Linked DNA regions of Homo sapiens: regions 1, 2 and 3 are each linked to region 4. The links are chromatin contacts, found by Hi-C or POLR2A ChIA-PET in ENCODE. All regions are on one chromosome and are shown on one strand. Each heading gives the region's core, a stretch centred on a gene start or an enhancer-like site at or near the end of the contact. The rest is flanking DNA. Distances are from core to core; before and after follow the strand shown. Region 1 holds the start of PLPP6 (phospholipid phosphatase 6). Region 2 holds the start of GLIS3-AS2 (GLIS3 antisense RNA 2). Region 3 holds the start of AK3 (adenylate kinase 3). Region 4 holds the start of KDM4C (lysine demethylase 4C).

Region 1 (4,102 bases), core at 971-3,470, 2.1 Mb before region 4:
ACCCTAGAAGAAAACCTAAGCAATACCATTCAGGACATATGCATGGGCAAGGACTTCATGACTAAAACACCAAAAGCAATGGCAACAAAAGCCAAAATTGACAAATGGGATCTAATTAAACTAAAGAGCTTCTGCACAGCAAAAGAAACTACCATTAGAGTGAACAGGCAACCTACAGAAAGGGAGGAAATTTTTGCAATCTACTCATCTGACAAAAGGGTTAATATCCAGAATCTACAAAGAACTTAAACAAATTTACAAGAAAAAATCAAAAAACCCCATCAAAAAGTGGGTGAAGGACATGAACAGACACTTCTCAAAAGAAGACATTTACACAGCCAACAGACACATGAAAAAATACTCATCATCACTGGTCATCAGAGAAATACAAATCAAAACCACAATGAGATACCATCTCACACAGTTAGAATGGCGATCATTAAAAAGTCAGGAAACAACAGGTGCTGGAGAGAATGTGGAGAAACAGGAACACCTTTACACTGTTGGTGGGACAGTAAACTAGTTCAACCCATGTGGAAGACAGTGTGGTGATTCCTCAAGGATCTAGAACTAGAAATACCATTTGACCCAGCCATCCCATTACTGGGTATATACCCAAAGGATTATAAATCATGCTACTATAAAGACACATGCACACGTATGTTTATTGCAGCACTATTCACAATAGCAAAGACTTGGAACCAACCCAAATGTCCATCAGTGATAGACTGGATTAAGAAAATGTGGCACATATACACCGTGGAATACTATGCAGCCATAAAAAAGGATGAGTTCGTGTCCTTTGTAGGGACATGGATGAAGCTGGAAACCATCATTCTCAGCAAACTATCACAAGGACAGAAAACCAAACACCGCATGTTCTCACTGATAGGTGGGAATTGAACAATGACAACACTTGGACACAGGGTGGGGAACATCACACACAGGGGCCTGTCGTGGGGTGGGGGGAATGAGTTAATGGGTGCAGCACACCAACATGGCACATGTATACATATATAACAAACCAGCACGTTGTGCATATGTACCCTAGAACTTAAAGTATAATTTTTTTAAAAAAATGTGACATGCTCTACTCTGTAGCCTTCCTTCTCCCCAGATCTCCCTCAATGACATTGTTTGGGGCAAAATCATTAGACTTATTAAGGTTAAAATTGATTCCATCTCCAAATTCCAAAACAAAAATGTTAAGAGATTGTCAGTGATGACATAGTAATAACATCAATATTCTATGAATAGTTTAGTGTGAAGAAGGCTGGTAATGTTTTGACTATTTATATCACCATGTTATTCACCAGAATGGAATCTAGCCTTTATCACTGTAGCTAAATAATCTAGGTATGATCTGAGGAAACAGTAAATCTGAACAGCCTTTTTGTTACAGGATTTTAGTTACAGGATTTAACTAATTTCATTATTTTTTTTTCGCTATTTTTCTTGGTCTAACACAGTTTTTTCTAAGGTCCACAGTTTATTAATAATCCCTTTCGTAAATGTAATGCAATTACCTCTAACACCTCCAAAAACATTCAGAAATGCTCTCTTTGCTCCAGTTAAAAAAATGCCATGGGAGTTCCAAGAATAGGAAACATCAACCAGGGTATTTAGCACTAGATTGACAGAACTTGGCTCAGACCTGCATTACAAAAGCAAGTGTTCCGACTGCGGTTTTGCATTGTGCTGAAGTGCTTTCGGATAATTTTTTTAAAAATGAAATTTACCAAATAATGCTGTAAGAACTCTGTTCTTTATAAGAACTCTCAGGTTATCTTCAGACAACAAAAGCCAATGAGAAAGTCAAGATCACCTTTTCAAATCTCATGCTCTCCTGAATCATAATGGGGAACGCAGAGGGAAAGCTGTTGGTCTCCAGGTACTGATTCATGAGGTAGACCCCGAGGTACACATCTTGTTTGCCAGGCAGGAACACTCCTGGGCAAGAAATCTTAAAAAGAAAGAAAACAACAAACAAGGGAGAGAAAACAGACTTTGCTTTGTTTTGTTACACGGGGCTCTATTTCTCTTAAGCTCCTACAGACACTGACATTTTCCCCATCACCTCACTCCCTCACCTGTACCTCCCAACGCCAACATCCTCCCCTCTGCTCTCCTCACATTGGAAATTCCAACTCCCTCCCACGTCTCCACCAGGTGTCACAATCGCGCTCTCGCCGGCTCCTCTCCCCGCCCCTCCGGGATGGTAGTGCGGAAGCGGAAGAGGCTGCAGGGCCGGGAAGCCTCTGTTTGGTCCGGCCAGGTCCCGGGATCCGGGCCGCCAGCTGCGATGCCAAGTCCCCGGAGGAGCATGGAGGGACGGCCGCTGGGCGTCTCCGCTTCGAGCAGCAGCAGCAGCCCCGGCAGCCCAGCCCATGGCGGCGGTGGCGGCGGCAGCAGGTTTGAGTTCCAGTCCCTGCTCAGCAGCCGCGCCACGGCCGTGGACCCCACCTGCGCCCGGCTCCGTGCATCGGAGAGCCCAGTTCACCGCCGCGGCTCCTTCCCCCTGGCCGCGGCGGGCCCCTCGCAGTCGCCCGCGCCTCCGCTGCCCGAGGAGGACCGCATGGACTTGAACCCGTCCTTCCTGGGCATCGCCCTGCGCTCCCTGCTGGCCATCGACCTGTGGCTGTCCAAGAAGCTGGGGGTGTGCGCGGGAGAGAGCTCGTCGTGGGGCAGCGTGCGACCCCTTATGAAGCTGCTGGAGATCTCGGGACACGGCATCCCCTGGCTGCTGGGCACCCTCTACTGCCTGTGCAGGAGCGACAGCTGGGCCGGGCGCGAGGTGCTGATGAACCTGCTCTTCGCCCTGCTGTTGGACCTGCTGCTGGTGGCCTTGATCAAAGGGCTGGTCCGCAGGCGCCGCCCGGCCCACAACCAGATGGACATGTTTGTCACTCTCTCGGTGGACAAGTACTCCTTCCCCTCGGGCCATGCCACAAGGGCCGCCCTGATGTCGAGGTTCATCCTGAACCACCTGGTGCTGGCCATTCCACTGAGGGTGCTGGTGGTTCTGTGGGCCTTCGTCTTGGGCCTATCCAGGGTCATGCTGGGGCGGCACAATGTCACCGACGTAGCTTTTGGCTTTTTTCTGGGCTACATGCAGTACAGCATCGTGGACTATTGCTGGCTCTCACCCCATAATGCTCCGGTCCTCTTTTTACTGTGGAGTCAACGATGACACCATCTCATTGATTATGGCACCAGGAAGTCTGAAGGTTTCCACATTCGATGATGTCAACCTAAACCAGCAGCCATCCCGCTTGTCCCTCTTAGGCATTTCAGGCTTCCTTTGGGATTTCAGGTGTCCCATGATCTTGATGTGCTGCTAGGCTGGAGCACACACTGGCCATTACTGAACACAGCCATATTAGGGAAAGCAAAAAAACCCAAAAAATCCTCTATTGTATATTTATTCAACAACTGTTTATGTTTCCAGGACAACTGCAAAGAAAACAAGCTGAGGTGGTTATACTGTTGCTGTTAAAAGTTGGTATCAGTAAGATTTGTGTTTTGTGATAATCCCTAAATCAACATACCACTTGTAAACTGAACTTCGAGAAAGAAACATGATGTTCATTCTGTAAATATACATGCAGACAGGTCATGTACTAATCCTAGTCCTTTTCCTGAGGTAGATTTTAAACAGTATTTTTAAAGTCCAAGACATAGGTTTTTCTAGTTTATTCCCTGAAGATCTGTTGCCACAGTTGGGAGATTTCTTCTTAATCCTGATTTTCTTGGTAAGCTTTTTTACTTTATTATCTCTATAATTTATTATCTCTATCCATATTTGTGGATCGGGTAGTGGGAAAAGAGATTATAATACTTGTCTTTCTCTCCTCTCCCTCCATCCCTCAAAAGATCTTTATGCATTTCCCACTACTCCCTTACTGTCTTTTAGCATTCAGAGAAAAAGCCAACTTGCTTAAAGAGGAATCACTTAAAAGGTAGGCATATCTAAGATGCTCATAGAAGAGGAAGAATGGGACATGGCCCCATGCTTATTTTTGTTTACAACGTAACATGGCATGAGAGAGGGCAGAGAAACTAAGTTGCTGGGGAAAGTTAGAGGAACTGAAAGTTTGGGAAT
Region 2 (4,303 bases), core at 160-2,659, 2.5 Mb before region 4:
TAGGACTGGCTTCGCTGCCGGGGTCGGAGATTCCTCGGCGCGGAGCTAGGGGCGGGTCCGGAGGCGGAGGCGACAGCGCCCGGCGGGGTACGCGCGGCTGCGACCCCGTCACTCCCCCGCCGCCTCCGCCCCTAACCCTCGGCCCCGTGCGCGAGCGAGCGAGGGAGCGAACGCAGCGCAACAAAACAAACTAGTGCCGGCTTCCTGTTGTGCAACTCGCTCCTGAGTGAGTCGGGGGCCGAAAGGGTGCTGCGGCTGGGAAGCCCGGGCGCCGGGGACCTGCGCGCGCTGCCCGGCCTGGCCGGAGCCTGTAGCCCGGGGGCGCCACGGCCGGGCTCGCAGTCCCCCCACGCCGGCCCCCCGGTCCCCGCCGAGCCAGTGTCCTCACCCTGTGGTTTCCTTTCGCTTCTCGCCTCCCAAACACCTCCAGCAAGTCGGAGGGCGCGAACGCGGAGCCAGAAACCCTTCCCCAAAGTTTCTCCCGCCAGGTACCTAATTGAATCATCCATAGGATGACAAATCAGCCAGGGCCAAGATTTCCAGACACTTGAGTGACTTCCCGGTCCCCGAGGTGACTTGTCAGCTCCAGTGAGTAACTTGGAACTGTCGCTCGGGGCAAGGTGTGTGTCTAGGAGAGAGCCGGCGGCTCACTCACGCTTTCCAGAGAGCGACCCGGGCCGACTTCAAAATACACACAGGGTCATTTATAGGGACTGGAGCCGCGCGCAGGACAACGTCTCCGAGACTGAGACATTTTCCAAACAGTGCTGACATTTTGTCGGGCCCCATAAAAAATGTAAACGCGAGGTGACGAACCCGGCGGGGAGGGTTCGTGTCTGGCTGTGTCTGCGTCCTGGCGGCGTGGGAGGTTATAGTTCCAGACCTGGCGGCTGCGGATCGCCGGGCCGGTACCCGCGAGGAGTGTAGGTACCCTCAGCCCGACCACCTCCCGCAATCATGGGGACACCGGCTTGGATGAGACACAGGCGTGGAAAACAGCCTTCGTGAAACTCCACAAACACGTGGAACTTGAAAAGACAACTACAGCCCCGCGTGTGCGCGAGAGACCTCACGTCACCCCATCAGTTCCCACTTCGCCAAAGTTTCCCTTCAGTGGGGACTCCAGAGTGGTGCGCCCCATGCCCGTGCGTCCTGTAACGTGCCCTGATTGTGTACCCCTCTGCCCGCTCTACTTGAAATGAAAACACAAAAACTGTTCCGAATTAGCGCAACTTTAAAGCCCCGTTATCTGTCTTCTACACTGGGCGCTCTTAGGCCACTGACAGAAACATGGTTTGAACCCTAATTGTTGCTATCAGTCTCAGTCAGCGCAGGTCTCTCAGTGACCTGTGACGCCGGGAGTTGAGGTGCGCGTATCCTTAAACCCGCGCGAACGCCACCGGCTCAGCGTAGAAAACTATTTGTAATCCCTAGTTTGCGTCTCTGAGCTTTAACTCCCCCACACTCTCAAGCGCCCGGTTTCTCCTCGTCTCTCGCCTGCGAGCAAAGTTCCTATGGCATCCACTTACCAGGTAACCGGGATTTCCACAACAAAGCCCGGCGTGCGGGTCCCTTCCCCCGGCCGGCCAGCGCGAGTGACAGCGGGCGGCCGGCGCTGGCGAGGAGTAACTTGGGGCTCCAGCCCTTCAGAGCGCTCCGCGGGCTGTGCCTCCTTCGGAAATGAAAACCCCCATCCAAACGGGGGGACGGAGCGCGGAAACCCGGCCCAAGTGCCGTGTGTGCGCGCGCGTCTGCGAGGGCAGCGGCGGCAGGGGGAGGAGGAGGCAGAGGCGGGGTGGCTGGACCCTCGGCATCAGCTCATTCTCCCCTGCTACACACATACACACACAAATAATGTTTCTAAAAAGTTCAGTTGCGACTTTGTGCCTCGCCTGTCCTGTTCATCCTCGTCCTGGGCCGGGGAATGCTTCTGGGGGCCGACCCCGGGATGCTGGCTAATTGCTGCCGGCGGGTTCCGTCGCCGGTGTGACCCTGGACGGCGCGGACGGCGTACAGGGGGTCCCGGGAGGGGCAGTGGCCGCGGCACTCGCCGCCGGTGCCCGTGCGCGCCGCGCTCTGGGCTGCCCGGGCGGCGCAGTGTGGACGCGGCTGCAGGGAGAGGGGAAGGGGGAAGAGGGAGGGAGGAAGGCAGCCGGGCGAGGAGTGTGGATGTGTGTGCGGCCGCGAGGGCCGGCCTGTAGCCAGCTGCTTCCTGAGTGTGAGCGCCGGAGGGGGAGGGGGAAGAGTGGGGGCGGGCTCGCGGGTCACTAGGCTGGCCAATTCGAAGGCCGAGCTTGTGTCTCCCTCTTGACGCATTCACACACACACACACACACACACACACACACACACACACTCCCCGTGCGCCAGAAGTCGAGGAACTCCAGAACAGGGTAACAGCAGGGAGACACTTCGCCTTCTTCCTGGCCTTATTTGTTAAACTGACTTATTTTAACATGAAAAAGTGTTAGTGTTTAGACAGGATTTGATGTCAGGTCATAAAAAAATAAACAAACAACCAAAAAAATCCGGTAGTAATACGGAGAGAATAACACAGTGAAAAATGGCAAAAGGGTTGCTTTGAAATATCGGATCGGATGCACATGACAGCTTCGAAACTGGATAGGTGAAGCACTAAGGAAGGCTTTGGCATCCTTTCCAAGTATAGGCAGGGAAGAGAGGAAGGTGATGGAAGTGTTAGAAGGGTATAAAATTCTGAACACAGGCTGTTAAGAATGGAGGTATATTCCCTGCGTATGTTACGTCTATAAAGTGGCACTTTATCCTTATGAATTCAACATCCTCAGCCTCATACCCCACCTAAGCTCTGACTCGCCACCGCTTCTGCTTGTGTTGACCAGAGCCCTCAAAAGGTTGTTACAAGAAAGTCTGCTCCTAGTAGTTCATCACATGTATTGCCACAGATGCAAGGACTTCCATCTTGGGAATCTAGGTATGTAATGCACACAATATCCTCCAGGTAGGCCTTTCTGCAGTTGACAGTATTATTCACCATCATGAATGAAATGAGTGAGGATGCCACCAGACACTTAGAATTTCACAAGTCCTTATATTCTATTCTACTGTTACCACTCCAATATAAATTAGCAATCAGGTAGTAGATGCTTTGATCAAGACAGAAGTCCTCAAGGACACAAATGACTTACCCCAGAAAGCCAAAACTAAAAGACTATTGGCAGTTTTCATTTATCTAATTTCAGTGGGAATACTACTAGGCTTGGTCTGTATCCATGATATTAACATAACCAAAAGAAGCCTGGTTTCCACAGTACTTTTTCTTTTCTTTTCCTTCACCTTGGGACACAAACTCATCAGAATATTTGTCAGCAGAAGTAGGGGATGAAAAATAGTAAGAGGTCAGGATATGTCATTCTGTCAGTTTTCCAGTTTCTCTCTGTTCATCTCTTTTAAATACAAGTATTCAAGCCCAAGATGGCAATAGATGGGCTCAACCACACGTAAGAAAAGAAAATACTCATAAAATGAAGCATGCAGCAACATCACAAAAACAAAGAAACCAAGTGGTGGAAATTGCCATGACTATTCCATTGTGGCTAGTTATTGCAACATGCCTGACATTCACATAAAAACTCTTCCTCATTAACTCCAGCCTTAAGGAACAGAGCAAGATGGCAACACTAACCCTTCAATGCATCATGGGAACTTCTGTTCATCAGATTCTTGTGCTGTACAACTGCTTCCCAGGAGCAAGACAAGCCTGGGTGGAGACTGCAAAAAACCTTTCCAATGTCCCTCAAATATCATTTTAAATACAATGGTTTTGATGCATAGAATGGTATCCTAGGGGCTTGCAGAAGCTTCTAAAACTTCCCAAATGATGGGAACAGCTTAGCTGGAAGAGAAAAAAATATAGTGCTACACCCAACTTTAATCAATAGCTCATGGAAAAAAACACTGGGAAAGTTAGGAGTCATCAACCTGGAGATCCCCAAAATCTCTTCATTTATAAGAGCCCAAGAGTGGGAATGTCATTTTATTTAGGTGTGATTTTCATGAACCTCTAACATTCCTAAAATATTTACCACTGAAGAGGTATAGTGCTTTGGTTGAATTTTTTTCTTTTTTTTTTTTTCTGGCCAAGAATGTAGATCTGCAATGTTCTTATATTCCATGGGTTATAGTAAAAATGCAGTTGTTCTTGTACCAGTACAACCCTGGAATGACTCAGAATGAGATCTGTACCTCTTCTGGGCTGAATTGGTCAGCAGGGGTGAGGGAGGGTGGTAATGAGAGACAGTGAGAAAGGAAATCATGTAGTTCC
Region 3 (2,500 bases), core at 1-2,500, 2.0 Mb before region 4:
TTTCTAGAAGGAAAACTCTGTTCCCCTCCGAAGAATGGGACTGAGGTAGGGAACGAAAGAGGGCGTTGTTTTTTATGCTATGCACGTCTATCCTGTTTGCTATCCTTACAAAAAAAAAAAAAAAAAGAAGGAAAACAAAAGAAAAAGGCCTTGTGGAAGCATTATTTCTATGTAAATGGGTTTCAAAATGAGTTTCAAAACGGGTTCTATTTTGAAAAGTAAGGTCAACATTTTTTGAGAAAAAAACTCCTGCGATTGGCTTTTCAAAAACAACCCTCTTAAGAGAGAATTTACATACCACAAATTCACCCATTGTATAGTGTAGATTGTTAACTGCCTTTCGTGCCGAGCTGTAAGAATTTATTTGGCATGAGAAACAAAATATTTTATAGAACCATGCACAAGAATAGCCTTCGTGTCTACGAAATCTAAGGATATCAAAATGAGATAATTTTATGACTGCAACAAGGGTAAATAATACTTGGCCTTGGGAATATGGGGGAAAGGTCAGAACTACAAGATCTCATAGAGCTTAACCACACCAAAAAAGAAAGAGAAAAGAAAGAAACAAAGAAAACAAAACAGAACGAGCAGACTCTAGCAGGGCTAATGACAGTCTTCCAAAGGCACCAGCACGTTGAACAAGCTGCGGCTCAGCTCGATGGACCCCCAAGAGTGGCTGCCACTGGGAGGACTTGGGCCTCTGAAACAAAGCCCGGTGGTTTCCTTTCATCTCTGAACTTCGAGCTCGACCTAACTTTCCAGTCCCTTCCCCCACCGCCACCCCATAACCCGCCCGAAGCGGCCCACGGAGGCCGGAGGTTTTGGGGCGCAGTCGCTCAGCAGCCCGAGGTCTCTGTCCCGGGCGGCGGGAGGGAAATGCCGCGCCCGCAGCCAGGGACCCGCGTGCCCAGCTTCGGCCCCTCGCCCGCGAAGTCCGACCCGGGTGACAGCGCACGGCCGGCCCTGGGCCCAGAGCTCCCACCTGTGCCCCGCAGCATGTTGTCCCGGAGCAGGTCCCCGCTGGAGAGGTGCTTCAGCTCGAAGTGTGTAGTGATGCGCGACGACACGGTGCCCTTGCCCGAGCCCGGGGCCCCCATGATCACCGCTCGCAGCAGCCGCGCGGACGCCCCCATGGCCGCAGACTGAGGCCCGCACCGCGCGGGTACCAGGGCTTTGGCCTGGCCTGCGCGCTCACCCGCTCGGCAGCCTGCGCCGGCCGGCTAGCAGCGCCACTAGCAGGCGGCTACTGCGGTTCCCCGGCGTTCCCGGAAGTGAGCCGACAGCCCCTGGGGCCGCCCAGACAGCGCGGGACCCCGCTGTTGCGTCCGCCTCTCGGCTACCCCGGCGCACCCCCCGCCCCCGACCGAGCGCCTGTTCCCGCCCAGCCGCGCAAGCCGCGCAAGCCGCGCCCCCTCTGCGCTCGCTCGGCCGCCCAGCTCCCACCTGCGCCTCTCCGCGGCCCCTCTCCACCGGCCGCTGGGCCCGGATCCCTTCGGCGCCCCTCTGCACCCACCCCCACGCGCCCTCCACTCGGCTCAGATCTACCTCCGCGCCTCTCCGCGACCCCGGAACCCCGCGCCCTGTCCGGCCCATTCCCAGCCGGATAGACCGCGCTCCCCTCTGTCCGACCTTGGCAACTCCTGCGCGCCCCCTCCCCACCTCTAGTCGCCCCTCGGAGCCGCTTGGTTTCGGGATCCACCCGCATCCACCCCTCCAACAACCCTTTCGTAGCCCTCGCCCCTAGTCCATAGCAGGCGCTGCCCTACCCAGTCCTTGCCGGACACACCGCGACCCCTTTCGTGCTCCCTTGACAACCCTGGCCCCACCTCCACCTGGCGCCCACTCGAATCCGCCCCTCCCTTCTACCCCCCTGGACCGCCAGACCCCCCGCTTCTGCACCCACTCCCGCCTTCGCCCTTCCCTCCTTCCTCCTCCTCCTCTGCTGCCGAGCGCCCTCTCTTCCCACTCCCTCTCTGTGTAGAATCACAGGGAGTGACCTTGAGCCGAGAGGGCCTACCTCATTTTACAGGAGAGGAAATCCAGCTTCCATTGAGTGAGACTCTTTTATAAATAACGTAAAAGAGTGTGTGAAACTGTGGAGGCAGGCTGTTGTAGATAGGCGGTCGGAAAAGCTTTGAAGAGATGGCATGTGTGCTGAGTGCTTAATTAGAATATGGAAGAGAGAGACATGGGCCCTTCCTATGTCCAGTTTTAGGAAAAGGCCCTAAAACTGGAGGTTTGGCATGTTTCAAGAATGGAAACAGAGGACAAAAACGTTCGAGTGAGTATCATTTTGCCTGTAAAATGGGCATAGAGGAGTAGAATGGAGGAGTTAAAATAATGTAGTACTTAGTGCAATGCCAGCTACGGGGTCAATGTTCAATAATGGTTGTCCATTTATCATCATTGCTTTGTCCCGGACACTATGCTAAGGCAGAAAGAAGGCTCTCTGAAAATAAAACACAGTTACCATTCTCCTCAGAGGTCCAGAACTGAT
Region 4 (3,792 bases), core at 1,291-3,790:
CAGGAGAATGAGGCACAAGGCACGAGAATTGCTTGAACCCGGGAGGTCAAGGCTGCAGTGAGCCGATATGGCGCCACTGCACTCCAGCCTGGGCAACAGAGTAAGACTCTGTCTCAAAAAACAAACAAATAAATAAAATAAAATAAAAACAAGTATTGTCTCTGAGGTGATCTGATGATCTGTTCGTTAGTTCACATTACATATAAACTTCAAGGGGAATCTATGTATTGTTCATACAGCCTTCCATTAATATATTGCAATTGGGATTTAAACAATTGAATCTAAATAAAAAATTTACTATATGGCTAAAATGTTTTCACGATAATTCATAATATGGAGGTATTTTGATACATTAGGGACACAAGACTGCCCTCAGTGCCATGAGTCCAGTTGATTTTCTAGTAGGCTCTCTTCACTTTCCAAGACTGTGAAGCACTTAATGGATTCACATAGTGCTTTACAGCTTTTGAAGTGTTTTGACATTTTACATTATCTTCCTTAAAATTAAAAAGTGCTCAGTGAAGTTAGCAAGGTTCGTATATCCACTTCAGTTCTTCAGGTTAAAAAAAAGTCATACTCTAATTCACAATGGTAAAGAAATGTTATTTGTGCATCTGCAAATTCTGAAGAAAATGGATTTCAGGTTTCCAGATTTTTTATTCTGGTGCACAAGATTTCTAATATAGCATATGGCTTCCAAAAGACCCTAGCTGCTTGATTGTGGACATATTTCTTAACCGCTATGCTTCAGTTTCCACATCTGTAACAATGAGGTATTAATAGTACCTATTCATTGAATTATTATAAGTATTTATTAATACATGTGAAGCTCTGAAGACAGTGTGTAGCTCACATTACTGTTCTAAGTAAGTGTTAGGTTGCATATTTATTATTTTAGCATATCCAATTTACTTGTAAGGATGGTTGGGATCCTGACGTTACATGCACACATTTGGAAAATTCCCAGTTGAGTATACGTTAGCCAAGTTCAGAATTGTGTGTGGCCGGGTGAAGTGGCTCACGCCTGTAATCCCAGCACTTTGGGAGGCCGAGGCGGGCGGATCACCTGAGGTCAGGAGTTTGTGACCAGCCTGGCCAACATGGCGAAACCCTGTCTCTACTGAAAATACAAAAATTAGCTGGGCGTGGTGGCGGGCGACTGTAATCCCAGCTACTCGGGAGGCTGAGGCAGGAGAATCTCTCGAACCCGTGAGGCGGAGGTTGCAGTAAGCCGAGATAGCGCCATTGCACTCCAAACTGGGCGACACAGCAAGACTCCGTCTCAAAAAAGAGTGTGTCTGTGTGTGTAGCGGAACTTTGTTTTTAACAACTAAAGAAATATGGTGACCCAATAATCCCGTTAGCCTTAGCTCAATTAATCACATTCCATCTGTCCTCACAATGTTCACCCCAGTGAGAAACGAGTTCAAGCGCGTGGTAAGCGGTGTCGATATATTTTTAAAATTCTGTTATCAGTATAATGTAACAGAAAATTCAGCATATTAGCCCAACTTTGCTCACTGGTGTGAAGATATGCCCAATCTTTCTTAGCTAAGACGTTAGAGAAAACGCCACAAGGGACCCAGCTGGGAGCTCTGTAGGAAGTTTAAAAAAAAAATCATTCAGCTTTGCAAAACATCTGATGCTCAACCATCTGTCTTTGGCAGTACAGGGGCTTAAGGTCTGGTTGGTTCCTTCTGACACCTCGGAAGGCGGAGTTACAGAGGAAAAGCAACAAGTTGTAGGAAGTTAACTTATCTAGTCTCAGACGCTGGAGGCACCTGCATTTCTAGTCACTTCAGTTCTGGCCAAACTGTTATCAACTCTAGTTTCTGAGGGACCGCCAGCCCAGGATTCCTATTGGGGTCACCTTTGTGCCTCCCTATCTTAAGAGCACACTTGGGCGGGTCGGGGCGGGACGTGCTGGGTGTAGGTGACTCAACACCGGACAGTTTTGCTTCCAGAGGCTGACACGCTCCTGCGCGGTAGTTGTTAAAGGGTTGGGACACGAAGATACTCTTCGCCTATTCGGGATCTCCCATTGTGGGAAGGAGGCTCAGTGGTCCCGGCCACCGGGTGAAGGGAGAACGGGAACACAGCGCTGTCATCGCCGGAGAGCTGCGAGCCCCGACTTTCTCGCCAGGCTCTCCAGTACATTCCGAGGCTCCACCCCGGTAACGCCACGCTGACGTCCGCGCGTCGGAGGCCGCCATAGGTGCGCGTCGGCGCCCAGGAGGACGTGTGGCGCGTGGACTACATCAGGTCCAGCCCTGCGGGACCCCAGCCAGCGCTTCCGGGCAAGGTTCTGTGCACCTGTTTTCTCCTTCTACGCGAGTATCTTTCCCCTCCGGAAAGAATGGGATATGCCTGTGTCCAAAGGACAAGAAGATGCGCGCCAGCAAGCCTAAGTTAACCACAGCGCGGAAGTTGAGCCCAAAGCAAGAGCGTGCCGGGCACCTTTAAGCTGTTTGTAAGCCCACGTGACTCACCAAGTGCGGGCCCCAGCGGTCACGTGACGGCGCGCGCGCCCTCGCGCAGGGAGAGCCGGCGGTGCGCGCGCCTTCGCCGCTGCCTCCCACCCACCCCCTCGACGGGAGGGTGAGGCGCGGCGCAGTGATCGGGCGGCCGGGGTCCTGTGCGCGTGCGCAGCGAACAGCTGTCACCTAGTGCGGAACAAGTCTCCCAAATTTCCCAAATCTCCCTGGGCCGGAGGCCACTGTCTTCTCTTCCTCCTCCACCGAGTCGTGCTCTCGCCCCAACCCGCGCGCCAGGTAACCGCTTTTCCGGAGTCTGGGGGCCAGGGCGGGGGGAGGGTCCGGAGAGGTCTTCCCGGCACTGCCCCCCTCCGCGTGGGGCACGGGGGTGCGGGCGTCCGGGCGAGCGGCGACGCTGGGGCAGAGACGCTCCGTCCGTGACTGCAGCGACTGTCAAGCTGGGGAGGGAGCGGCCGGCCGCGGCCGCAGGGGAGGGATGCGGGGGCCGGTGACAGCCCGCTCCGGCCCTTACCGAGGTTCGGTACCCGCGCTCGCCGTTTTCCCGGGATCCGGAGTCGGGGTCGCCTCCTTGGGGCAGAGGAGCGCTCGGGCGGTCCTGGGATGCGGACCTCTTAACGCCGCCAGTCGGCTGTGGCGGACTCCAGGAAGGCCGGGCCTGGTGCACCCCTCGGGGCCCTCCCTTCCCTGGGAGTGTCACGACCCGCGGGGTGAGGGTGGGAGCTCCTCTCCTGACCACCCGTTGCAGGCAGTCATCCCGTCATTCGGGGTCGTCTTCAGCCCTCGCGGCTGTCCTTTTGGTGTTTCTTTCCCCCGGCATGGGGCCATTTCTTCCTGCAGTGCCTGGAGGAACCATGATGCGGTGTAGACGGCGGGTGCTTAAATAAATGCGAGTTGGATTAGGGCGCGTGGACTGCCAGGCACAGAACGTGGCGTGGAGTGGGGACGTGGAGGAGGGAGCCAGACAGGCCGGGGCTGTAGGCAGGAGCTTGGGGTTTTCCTCTGTGCTCCGCCAGTAAAGCCAGCAGCCGGGATTCAGATGCTTTCCGCGTGGACTTGATGCTGGGCTCCCCCTTTGCTGCGCGGTGCAAGCCTGCGCTGGCTGGCTCTGATTGTGGGCAATACTACCGGGAGGGGTTTTGTCAGGTTCCTTCTTCCGGAAGAGACAAGGTAAACTTTTTTTTGCGCTTGATAAACTAACCCCGAGAGGTGATTTATAAAGCACTGTTCGGAAATGTAGGTTAGAAAAGCAGAGTCACTTTTATCCTGGTGAAAGTTACTAGTAGGTTCCGGCCACTTA

The links. Hi-C counts contacts between places; a loop is a spot of excess contacts on that map. ChIA-PET counts read pairs that join two places held with the same protein, here RNA polymerase II (POLR2A). Pooled maps may share reads with other maps.
Region 1: a loop to region 4 is called in a map of CD8-positive, alpha-beta T cell, with 5 times the contacts of the local background. The contact joins the promoter of PLPP6 here to the promoter of KDM4C in region 4. A Hi-C loop is called at or near these places in 6 of 168 maps with a recorded cell type or tissue (CD4-positive, alpha-beta T cell, CD4-positive, alpha-beta memory T cell, CD8-positive, alpha-beta T cell and 1 more), 2 of 37 single-sample maps with no recorded cell type and 18 of 50 pooled maps. POLR2A ChIA-PET finds 5 or more read pairs at or near these places in 1 of 52 experiments (CD4-positive, alpha-beta T cell).
Region 2: a map of naive thymus-derived CD4-positive, alpha-beta T cell shows a loop between it and region 4 (11-fold over the local background). The contact joins the promoter of GLIS3-AS2 here to the promoter of KDM4C in region 4. A Hi-C loop is called at or near these places in 3 of 168 maps with a recorded cell type or tissue (ascending aorta and naive thymus-derived CD4-positive, alpha-beta T cell) and 8 of 50 pooled maps.
Region 3: a loop to region 4 is called in a map of CD8-positive, alpha-beta T cell, with 8 times the contacts of the local background. The contact joins the promoter of AK3 here to the promoter of KDM4C in region 4. A Hi-C loop is called at or near these places in 1 of 168 maps with a recorded cell type or tissue (CD8-positive, alpha-beta T cell) and 9 of 50 pooled maps. POLR2A ChIA-PET finds 5 or more read pairs at or near these places in 3 of 52 experiments (CD4-positive, alpha-beta T cell, activated naive CD4-positive, alpha-beta T cell and naive thymus-derived CD8-positive, alpha-beta T cell).

The regions. Positions count from the first base shown.
Region 1 is chr9:4,660,074-4,664,175 of GRCh38, forward strand. It overlaps PLPP6 (phospholipid phosphatase 6), which reads left to right and starts at 2,221. Exons shown (of 1, transcript NM_203453.5): 1 at 2,221-4,102. The coding sequence starts at 2,303. The coding sequence ends at 3,190. SPATA6L (spermatogenesis associated 6 like) reads right to left here. Exons shown (of 12, transcript NM_001353486.2): 2 at 1,826-1,963. RefSeq lists a silencer at 2,356-2,615.
Region 2 is chr9:4,297,892-4,302,194 of GRCh38, forward strand. It overlaps GLIS3-AS2 (GLIS3 antisense RNA 2), which reads left to right and starts at 1,410. Exons shown (of 4, transcript NR_186824.1): 1 at 1,410-1,532. It overlaps GLIS3 (GLIS family zinc finger 3), which reads right to left and starts at 2,177. Exons shown (of 11, transcript NM_001042413.2): 1 at 1,530-2,177.
Region 3 is chr9:4,739,952-4,742,451 of GRCh38, forward strand. It overlaps AK3 (adenylate kinase 3), which reads right to left and starts at 1,251. Exons shown (of 5, transcript NM_016282.4): 1 at 986-1,251. The coding sequence starts at 1,136. RefSeq lists silencers at 781-920, 1,151-1,640.
Region 4 is chr9:6,755,433-6,759,224 of GRCh38, forward strand. KDM4C (lysine demethylase 4C) reads left to right here and starts at 2,541. Exons shown (of 22, transcript NM_015061.6): 1 at 2,541-2,771. RefSeq lists enhancers at 632-1,343, 2,075-2,434, 3,635-3,792 and silencers at 2,475-2,714, 2,805-2,974.